Regions from separate parts of the Homo sapiens genome. Here region 2 is linked to region 1. A link is a contact called in ENCODE Hi-C or POLR2A ChIA-PET data. All regions are on one chromosome and are shown on one strand. The core of a region is the stretch at or near the end of the contact, and the rest is flanking DNA. Distances in the headings are between cores, read along the strand shown.

What was found. A loop is a pair of places that touch in the nucleus more often than their neighbours do. ChIA-PET counts read pairs that join two places held with the same protein, here RNA polymerase II (POLR2A). Pooled maps may share reads with other maps.
Region 2: a loop to region 1 is called in a map of OCI-LY7, with 2.9 times the contacts of the local background. The contact joins the promoter of RAD23B here to the enhancer-like site in region 1. A Hi-C loop is called at or near these places in 1 of 168 maps with a recorded cell type or tissue (OCI-LY7) and 2 of 50 pooled maps. POLR2A ChIA-PET finds 5 or more read pairs at or near these places in 2 of 52 experiments (OCI-LY7 and WTC11).

Annotation. Positions count from the first base shown.
Region 1 is chr9:106,753,487-106,758,154 of GRCh38, reverse strand. No RefSeq gene overlaps it. Among named protein-coding and RNA genes, the nearest start is that of ZNF462, 110 kb to the left of the region's middle. Within about 2 kb of position 2,319, at least 6 of the 41 ENCODE cell types and tissues checked have a DNase peak (open chromatin) inside an H3K27ac peak, as active enhancers do.
Region 2 is chr9:107,281,069-107,285,736 of GRCh38, reverse strand. RAD23B (RAD23 nucleotide excision repair protein B) reads right to left here and starts at 2,458. Exons shown (of 10, transcript NM_002874.5): 1 at 2,042-2,458. The coding sequence starts at 2,107. RefSeq lists a silencer at 1,920-2,479 and an enhancer at 2,970-3,129.

The DNA of each region.
Region 1 (4,668 bases), core at 1,070-3,569:
CTGTGCCTCAGTTTTCTCATCTATAAAAGGGAGATGATAGTGGTACCTACCTTGTAGTGTTGTTTGGAATTAAATGAGTTAAGATATGTAAAGTGCCCTGTGCCTGGCATATACAAGCAGTATGTGATGGCTATTATTATTATCATCATCATTGTAGCTACTATAGTCGCCTTGCTGCCCTCTATCAGAAAGTATATAGATTGCCTTATAAAACTATTTATAATCTTTTTCCCCCACATTAAGTGAATGATGTCTTTAAAAAAAAGGAAAAGGAGGAGTCTCTACCCACAGACAAGAACTCCCCCATTGGGAGTGCTTCCTCTGTCTCCTGCTTGCAGTGACACCACCTGGAGGGAACCCACCACCCCCCCACCACCACCACCCCCAGCAGCTCCAGCAACAGGCCTGCCAGAGATCTGAGCAGATGTTTCTGCTTTTCAGACCCAGGCGTTTCCTCTCTTCTAGGAGCACATGCCAGCACAGTCAATATCTGGAAACCCGCTGCTTCACAGTAGGGCTGAGAACTAAACTGGTACTTTACTAGAAAATGGTAATAAAGCAATTTGAATTGCTTTTCATCCTCCTTGCTCTTAACAGCTTTTAGGTTCATATGAGACCAATCAATTAATCCTGCTTCAGAGCTACAGGAATGGGGTGTTTTCCAGCCTCTGAATAGGAGATGGGCCCATAACAGAGATTTTTCCAGCCGTATTTCACAAGGACCATTTAGCCTGGCATCTAGAGCAATGGTGGGCAGAGGTGCCACTTGGTTGGCACCATATTCTTACAGCCTGGCCAGTTCCCCAGGTGCAAAAGAATGGCTTCTACCCCAAAGGCAAACCATAAATGTGATTCTTCTTTGTATAGTCTTTTCCTTCCATTCTCATTTCCTTCAATCCCAGGTTTCTGTATGAAAGAGTTAATAAGGTAGAGGATGATTCACCTGCATGGAAACTGATATGTACATTAAAAAAGGAGCTGCCATTTCCTTCCTGATCAAGTGTGATGTAGTTCCTTTGAAAGCCTCCTCTCTCACCTTGAGGAAGTTCTTACAGATCTCAGCATCCATAGATCTGTGTCCAGCACACAGTAACACTCAGAGAATAATGGATGAAGTGGATTAAAATAGAAATGAAATGAAAATTTAGAAAGAATGGAGGCGAGGGAAGGATTTTTTCCTATTTTTTCATGACCAAGTATTGAATATTATTATTTTAAGAATTAATATATTTTAAAAATCTTCACATTAAAAGATAAATGGGGCTGGGCATGGTGGCTCATGCCTGTAATCCCAGGACCTTGGGAGGCCGAGGAGGGCAGATCACTTGAGGCTAGGAGTTCGAGACCAGCCTGTCCAACATCGTGAAACCCCATCTCTACTAAAAATACAAAAAGTAGCTGGGCATCGTGGCAGGTGCCTGTAATCTCAGCTACTTGGGAGGGTAAGGCAGGAGAATTGCTTGAACTTGGGAGGTGGAGGTTGTAGTGAGCCGAGATCTCGCCACTACACTTCAGCCTGGGTGATAGAGCAAGACTTTGTCTCAAAAAAAAGAAAATTAATAAATAAAGACAAATGGTTAGTCCATAAATGGAAGGTAACAGATTAAAAGTGGTCAATGCCCGTGGACGAACATATTTACTCTGGCACACGAATTGGTGTTGAGAGAAATTTATGTTCTTCCTTCATTGTGAAATTAGTGGAGGGTATTTATCCACCTCAGCACAGATATTTGCCAGAAGTTGTCTCAAGACCTCAAGCACAACTTGTTTAGACATTTTCCAGTTGTAATTTTTTTCTAGGCTGTTAAAAATATTGACTTTGACAGCTTTAAAATGATGGCCTCAGAATTGGAATAATTTACATTCTGGAATTAAGATAATTCAAGCATTTCTGCTGGCAAGGAACAAGGGTAGGAACCAGTTATATAAATCCCAGATTTGTGGGAGACTGAACCATTAGCATAGATTCGTCGTCTGTGGATATTCAGAGCAGTCACCTTCCCATGTAAATGAATCTTTATGTCTCTTCCAGGCAGGCCCAGATTCTGAGCTATTTTCGTAACTTCTTTCGGATCAGGTGATCTGGAAGAGGGTGGGCGAAGGCGTCAGACTCAGGCCACACTCATGTTGCCGGCCTCTTGGTGTTCTGCAAGAGACACAGAAAGCCTGAGGAAAAATTCTAGCCACTGTCTGGCTGTTGTGTGTTTACCTTAGACGTTCTCTCCTTTAACTCCTGAGTCTCAGTCCCAGAGAGTCAACATAGAAGGCATTCAGAACAGCTCAGTGGTCCTGGACCTGACCCAGCTCTCTCTGCCAGATTCCAAACACACCTGCTAAACAGATTCTTTTCTCCCAGCGCTCTGCTGACATTTCAGCTGGAACCAAAGTCACTCTCTTAGTCCACAGCATTCCTCTGACTGCTAACGGGACCATTTGTCCTCTCCATTCCTTAGGAGTTTCTCTTTGACTCTGACTGGAAACACCTAAGTCAAAAGAAAACTTGGTCCAAACCCCGAGGCTATGGCTGGGAAATAATGGAGTGGTAATCATATTCAATAGGAAACAATGAAAGCAACAGCTTCCCTCAAATGGATTCGTCCTCATCCTTGGTACTAGGTACACTTGTGCTTGTCACATTTTGTCATCCTCGAGTGGCTCTGAGGTGTCATCCAGATTTCACAAGTGAAAAAAAGATTAGAAAAACTAAAGAATTTCCCCAGAGGCACCTGACTGGTGACTAGGTCAGATGGACCCCAAGCCCATGGTTTGGATATTTCAGCTGTCACCTCTAGCAAAGATGTAGATGACTATCCCTGTGGAAATCAAGAGGTGGAAGAGACACTGGAGATGACAAGGGCTTCTCCCAAATACGTATCATGTGCATGAGTGTAAGTTCAAATCAGTCACGGCATCATGGTCATTTGGAATTCTGTGATTGGAAGATATATTAAAGCCCTTCTAAATCAAATCTTTAACGCTCAAAGCCTGACACCCTTAAGCATATGGCAGATTATTAACCGGGGATGATTTTGACCCTCTGGGAACATTTGGTGATGTCTGAAGGTATTTTCAGTTGTCACAACTTGGGCCGGACGCCTGTGGGTAGTAGAGACCAGGGATGCAGCTAAAACTCCTGCAGTGCTCAGGACAGCCACACCCCACCCCATTCCCTTCAGCACAAAACAGAATTATCTGAATCAGATCATGTCAGTAGTGTTGAAGTTGAGAAACCCTGAAAAATGGAAAGGCAAGATGAGAGAAACATGGACACTGGAGATCATCTGGATCAAGCCCCTCAATGTTATTAAAAAAAGAGACCCAAAATGGTGAAGTCACTAACCCTTGGTCACATGGCAAGATTTTGGTAGAGTTGGAGTTGAACTACACTGGACATGAGCATATGAATAGCTATATTAATAAATATCTATAATAATATGAACAATCACAATTGCAATGCATTAATAGAAAAATGTAAAAAGAAAAATATTGACAGTTATTATCACCAGGGATAGTCACATTTACTCTGCATATGTAGGTACAACAAGTATGACAGGAAGATACTGCCCATATATAATTCCTGTTTAAAAAAAACTTTTTTTTTTTGAGCAACAAGAGAGGAATGAACCAGCTTAAAATCTCACAGCTCATAAGAACCTGGAATTGAACTCTTTTCTCTTAAATCAAAGGCCTTTGGGATGACCAGCAGGGCCTTGGTTCTTTCCATGACTGAAAGGGCATTAAAAAGAGAAAGTTTATACCCATATACATGAAAACCGCAGGATATTCAAACATCTTTTGTAGTATCACAGTCATCTGCATTTGATATATCTTTTGAGTCTATTGCTATGAAGGATGTTGCATTTACTCCTGCAGGCTCTGCTATTGGGTATATAAATCGCTCTAAAATTTCTGGAGGATAATTAAGCACTATGTATGAGGAGCCACCCTTTGATACAGTGATTTTACTTGTTGGAATCTGTCCTAAGAAAACAATTAGAGTTGCAGATAGATTTATGCACAGATATTATGATAATAATAATAGCTGGGATTTATCGAGCTCACACCATATGCCAGAGTCTGTTTTAAGTGCTTTCCATGCATCATCTTATTTGCTCCTCATAACACTATGAGGTAAGTATTATTCTCATCCCCATTTATACATGGGAAGCTGAGGCTTAGAGAGTCTCAGTAATTTGGCCAAGGTTACTTGGCTACTATATTATAAAGGGAATTCAAGGCCAGGCAAACTGATTCACAGGGTTTCTTCATTTTAATTGCTATACAATACCAACTGATAGCAGTAAATTACACATTTATCAGGAAACATTGGAAAGAATCTGATGTCTAACATGAGTGCACTTGGTTAGGGGAGTTATGGCCTGTTTCCTCTTTTGGTATCTTGGCCTAAAGTAAACCTGGACTATGTCTTCCTTGGGTAGAAAAGGATGGCAGATCTGCTTGGAGGCTTTGCAGATAGTTCATATTTGTGCAGTCTGTCATTTAATAGAGCTTAACTCTGGTCACAGGAAGGAGAATGCAGCAGACCGGAACTCAGACAGACCTCAGTTTGAATCCTGGCTTGGCCACATCCTAGAAGCTCAGCCTTTGATAAGGCACATTTTCTTCACCAAACCTCACTTTCCACATCATTAAAATGGGGAAGTCACA
Region 2 (4,668 bases), core at 1,209-3,708, 530 kb before region 1:
AAAATTATATTTATATAAATAGCAGCGAAAGCTGTAGAAACCGCTCCCTAACAATGGGCTTTTCAAAAATATACTTCCAGACGTATAACATATTACTTTTCCTTGGAAATAAACTGGAAAACAGCAAAAATAGTTAAGAATTCACACAAACACAGGTACAGCATTGACTCTCAGTTAACAGTATGCGTAAAGTGCCTAAAACGCTAAACAAATCTTACAGAACGTAAATACTTCAGTGGAGCTGTTGACAGAGTCACTGCATAACTTCAATACACCCACACATATTTACCAAAAAGCCACAATATTTCTTTAGCTTTCAATAATTCTGAAATTAACTGAGTATTATAAGCCGATTAAGTTACTGGGGCACCAACATTTGTTACCACAAAGAACCAAAGTCAAATAGGCATTTTACGTAGTTTGTCTGAAATCATCAAACAAACTCCATTTTAACTTTCACCCTTCAACTTATTAATGCACATTAAGCAGTAAAGAAATATTCAAGAGAAATTAGATTCTATTAGTACTGTCAGTCCACAGGGTATTGTCAATTACTTCTGAGGACACTGAAAAGTTTCTCATGTATAACTGAGATCTCCTGTACTTTTAAGAAGTTAATCACACAGCATACACCCACATATAAATATTCTGAAATCAAATAATTTTGTACCAAAATCCCAAAAAGGCTGTTTCTTAAAAAATTAAAGATGTACAAAACTTAAGATTAAATGAGATAAGTAAAACGTAACACTGTATCTCCACTCAAAGGAATCCATTGTTTAAATAATCGATTCCATTTACTGACCACCAAGTAAATACATACCATCTAATCTTCACATCTCTGCAAGGCAGGTATTATCCCTATTATACAGAGAATGAAACTAACCGTAATTTGCCCAAGGTCATAGCAAATAAGTTACAAAACCACAAATGGAACTCAGGTCTACTTAACACCAAAGCCCCTGATCTCCACCCAAAATAGAATCAACTACTTTTAAAAATAGAGTTGGGCAGAAAGCTGCTGGTTTAAACTTAGTATTATGACAATCTTGGCGGTGTATTTCCGAACATAAGCAGTAAATTTACACTCACAGCGTTTTTAGATTCTTGGCATAAAGTTGTACTGACCTCAACAGTGTCTCTTTATGCAGTCACAAATACAGAAAAATGTATAATGTGGACTTCTGAAATGTTTAAGGCTTTAACTGCAGAAAGGATTCAAAGTTGTTGTTTTTTGTTTTTTTTTTCTTTTTTCCCCCTTGAACTGCTACTGTTTGGGGCATCGGGGGAGGGTGGCTGCAGCGTTCCAACTCCTACAATTCCAAGATTTCTAACACAGAAAACCCGTTAAATCTGAAGTTTAGTTTGAGCCTGGATGGCTGTGAAGAGCTCTAACAGCTAAAACCATCACCAAAGAGGCCTCAAAGTGCAATCTACGCAAGGGTGTGGGTTTGGTGGCGGGAGGAAGGCAGCAGAACGATTCATTTGCAAATAAAAGGGTAAACAATTCTGAGGGGAAAGGGGCAAATTCATTTTCACCACCACTCACCTCTCGGCGGCAAACGGAACCTGATACTTTTTTTTTTCTTAAGGCTCATCTTCTCGGGTTACCAACTCTGGGAACTAAGCGGCTAACCAGGTCCACACAGGGGTAGTGGCGACGCCTACGTCTCCCTCCCCCACCTGTGCACCCATACCAGAAAGCCAGGCTCTACGGCTGAGACGGCCTGGACCTTCCCATCCCCCTCCGGCCCCGCTAGCACGAGCTCCTAGGCCCAGGCCCGCGGGCGTGCGCTCCACGCCATCTGCCACCAGGCCTTCGGCGTCCGGCCACTGCTTCCCCATTCTCCTGCCACAAAGCCCACGGCCAAGACAGGAGGATCGGCTCCGCTGTACGCCGCCAGGGCCGGCACCAGGACCCAGGGCCCTCATCGCGCCCTCCGGGGCTTCCCCCGCTGGAGCGCGCCGCCCGGCCCCACGAGCTCCTGGCGCTCCCCGCGGCCCGCACGCGGCTGCCCCTGCCCCCGGCCCGCGCGCATACCGTCTCCTCGGGGTCAATGTCTATCTTGAAGGTCTGCTGCTGGAGGGTCTTCAGGGTGACCTGCATGGTGCCGCCGCGCAGCTCGGCTGCCGGGCCTGCGCCGGGTGCTGGCCGCTGGGCGGGGTCTGTGGCCTGGCGGGGCCCCGGGGTCGCCCGCGCTCCTCGCGCTCTGGGGAGGAAGGCGGTGGGGGTGGGGGCTTGTCACATTCGCCCAGCGGAGCGGCCTCTCCCCCAGCCCGTGCCCCGGACCGCGCCGCTGCCTCCGCGACTGCGGCCTTCCCCGCGAACTCGGGCCGCCGTGCTTCCTCACGCGCCGAGCGCCAGCCACGGAGTCTGCAGAAGGCGCGAGGGGGTCGGCGAGACAAGCAGGGAATCCGCTAGCTCACCACAGGATGGTGGCCGCCATCATCGTGACTCGCCGAGACGTGCCCCCTCCCCCACGCGAAAAACCTGGGGGGATGGGGCCGGGCGGGCGAAGCGCGCAGGCGTGGGGTGCGGCGACGCTTTGCGCCGGCGCGGCCGAGGACTCCGCCCCAGAATTGGGGGCGGGGCGGAAGGCGGTCCTGGAATGTCGGCGGCCTGGACCCGGATTACGCAGGCGCGTTCCGTGGGCGGCAAGGGCTCCTGGGGCTTCCTCCTAGCGACTATTGCTGGGGCGTTCTCTCCGGCTGCCGCGGCTCCGCCTCTGTGCAGGCTCCGCCCGGCTGCCGAAGTTACGCAATGTGTAGCCCGGGAAGCGCTTCGTGGAGACCCGGCAGAGTGGATGCGGAGCCCTGGAGCGGGGGAGTAATCGGGGCGGAGTTTAAGTGAAAGGATGGCGGTAACCACAGTCTGGGGGCCAGCACCCGCGGGGCGCTTGCTGCGGGGCTCAGCCCTGGGGGTGTCGACTGATTCTTTAATCCCGACAGCACAGACTCCTGAGCTGGACTGCCCGAGTTCAAATATTGTTTTTTCTCACTAGCCTAAACAGATGGACCGATTTAAAATGAAGGTCAAGTTCTGTCACACCTCGGGGTAGAACTGTCCAGTGTTTCCCCATCTAGCCCCGAGTTAAAGTCAGAGTTATTAGAACGGATGCATTAGCCCCTCGCCTTTCTCCGAGTCGCCTTACTCTCCCCACTGGTGGATTCTAGGTTGCCCCCGGCTCCCTTAACATCCTTGCTCAGATATTGCCTTCTTGGTGAGGTCTGTTCTGGCTGCCTTACTTAAAATCCCAACTTCCTATCTCTGTTATCCTGCTCTGTTTTCTTGTATAGCGGGTATCCCTTTATAATTACCCTGTAATGTACGTATCTCTTGTTTATCATCTTTCTCCTTTTCCTGTGAACCCCAGACTGAAGCTGCACAGAGGCAAAGATTTTGCTGTGTTCACCCATGAACATGCCTGGCACATTGCAGGTGCACGGTAAATATTTGTGGAATGGGTGAATGTGCTTCTGGATCCTCAGCAGTAGAATGAGAATAATAATGTCACTCATTGATTATTGGAGGGGGAAGTTGAATATTGTATGTAAAATCATGATAAACAGTCTGTAAGCAGTTAGCTATTAGTAGAAAGTCCGTTTACAGATAGAAAACTGAAGTACAGAGATGTTGAGTAATGCACCTGGAATAACCCAGCCAGTAGTAAATGGCAAATCCACAATGTGACCTCAGACAGAATGACTCCAGAGTCTGTGTCCCAGGGTGTGCCACTATTCCCCTGTTTTTTGTTTTAAAGATTATTCTTATTTTTTTAAAGCGTCTGACTGTCATCCACGCTGGAGCGCTGTAGCACAAACACGGCTCACTGCAGCGTCAACCTCCTGAGCTCAAGAGATCCTTCCACCTCAGCCTCTTGAGTAGCTGGGACCACAGACACACACCACTGCTTCCCAGCTGATATTTTATTTTTTTGTACAGATATGTTCTCCCTATGTTGCCAGGGCTGGTCTTGAACTCCTGGGCTCAAGTAATCCTCCTGCTTCGGAGTCCCAAAGTGCTGGGATTATATGTGAGCCATCGCTCCCAGCTATTCTCCTCTGTTTTATACTGTGCCTGTGGCACATTTGATTTAGTTCAAGTATAAAACACAGTTCTAGTCAGGCCACTAGCTCTATGACCAATTACAAATTACTTCTCTGGGACAGCATCCTCACTAATACAATGTCACTGCTTGGTTTTCAGTGGCTTCAAGGAGCTTGGGTTTAATGTTTTCAAGAAACTTTCCTTGACCAGCTTCTCCCTCCACTAACCTGATATTTCCCCTTTCACAACACATAACTCCCTTCATAGTAATTAAATATGCAATCTTCTGCCCTCTGTCTTCCTGTATCTACTCGTAGTCACCAGGTGGTTTCATCTTGGCCCTTGTTTTGAAATACCTCCAGCCTGGACCTTTCCCCTTAGCTATAGAGTTAGCCAATTGCCTAAGCAATATCTTCACCTGAATATGTAACAAGCCTCTGAAACTTAATGTGGCCAAAGAGAACAATTGATTTCTCTCTGGACCTCCTTCCCCCCTGCAAACTGCCCCTCTCCCAGTTTTCCCCCATCTTAGTTTATGGCCTCACAGTCTACCCAGGTGCTCAGACCAAAAATCTGGTCTTCATCCCTGATAACTCTCTTCCCTCACTCACCCACTCCCA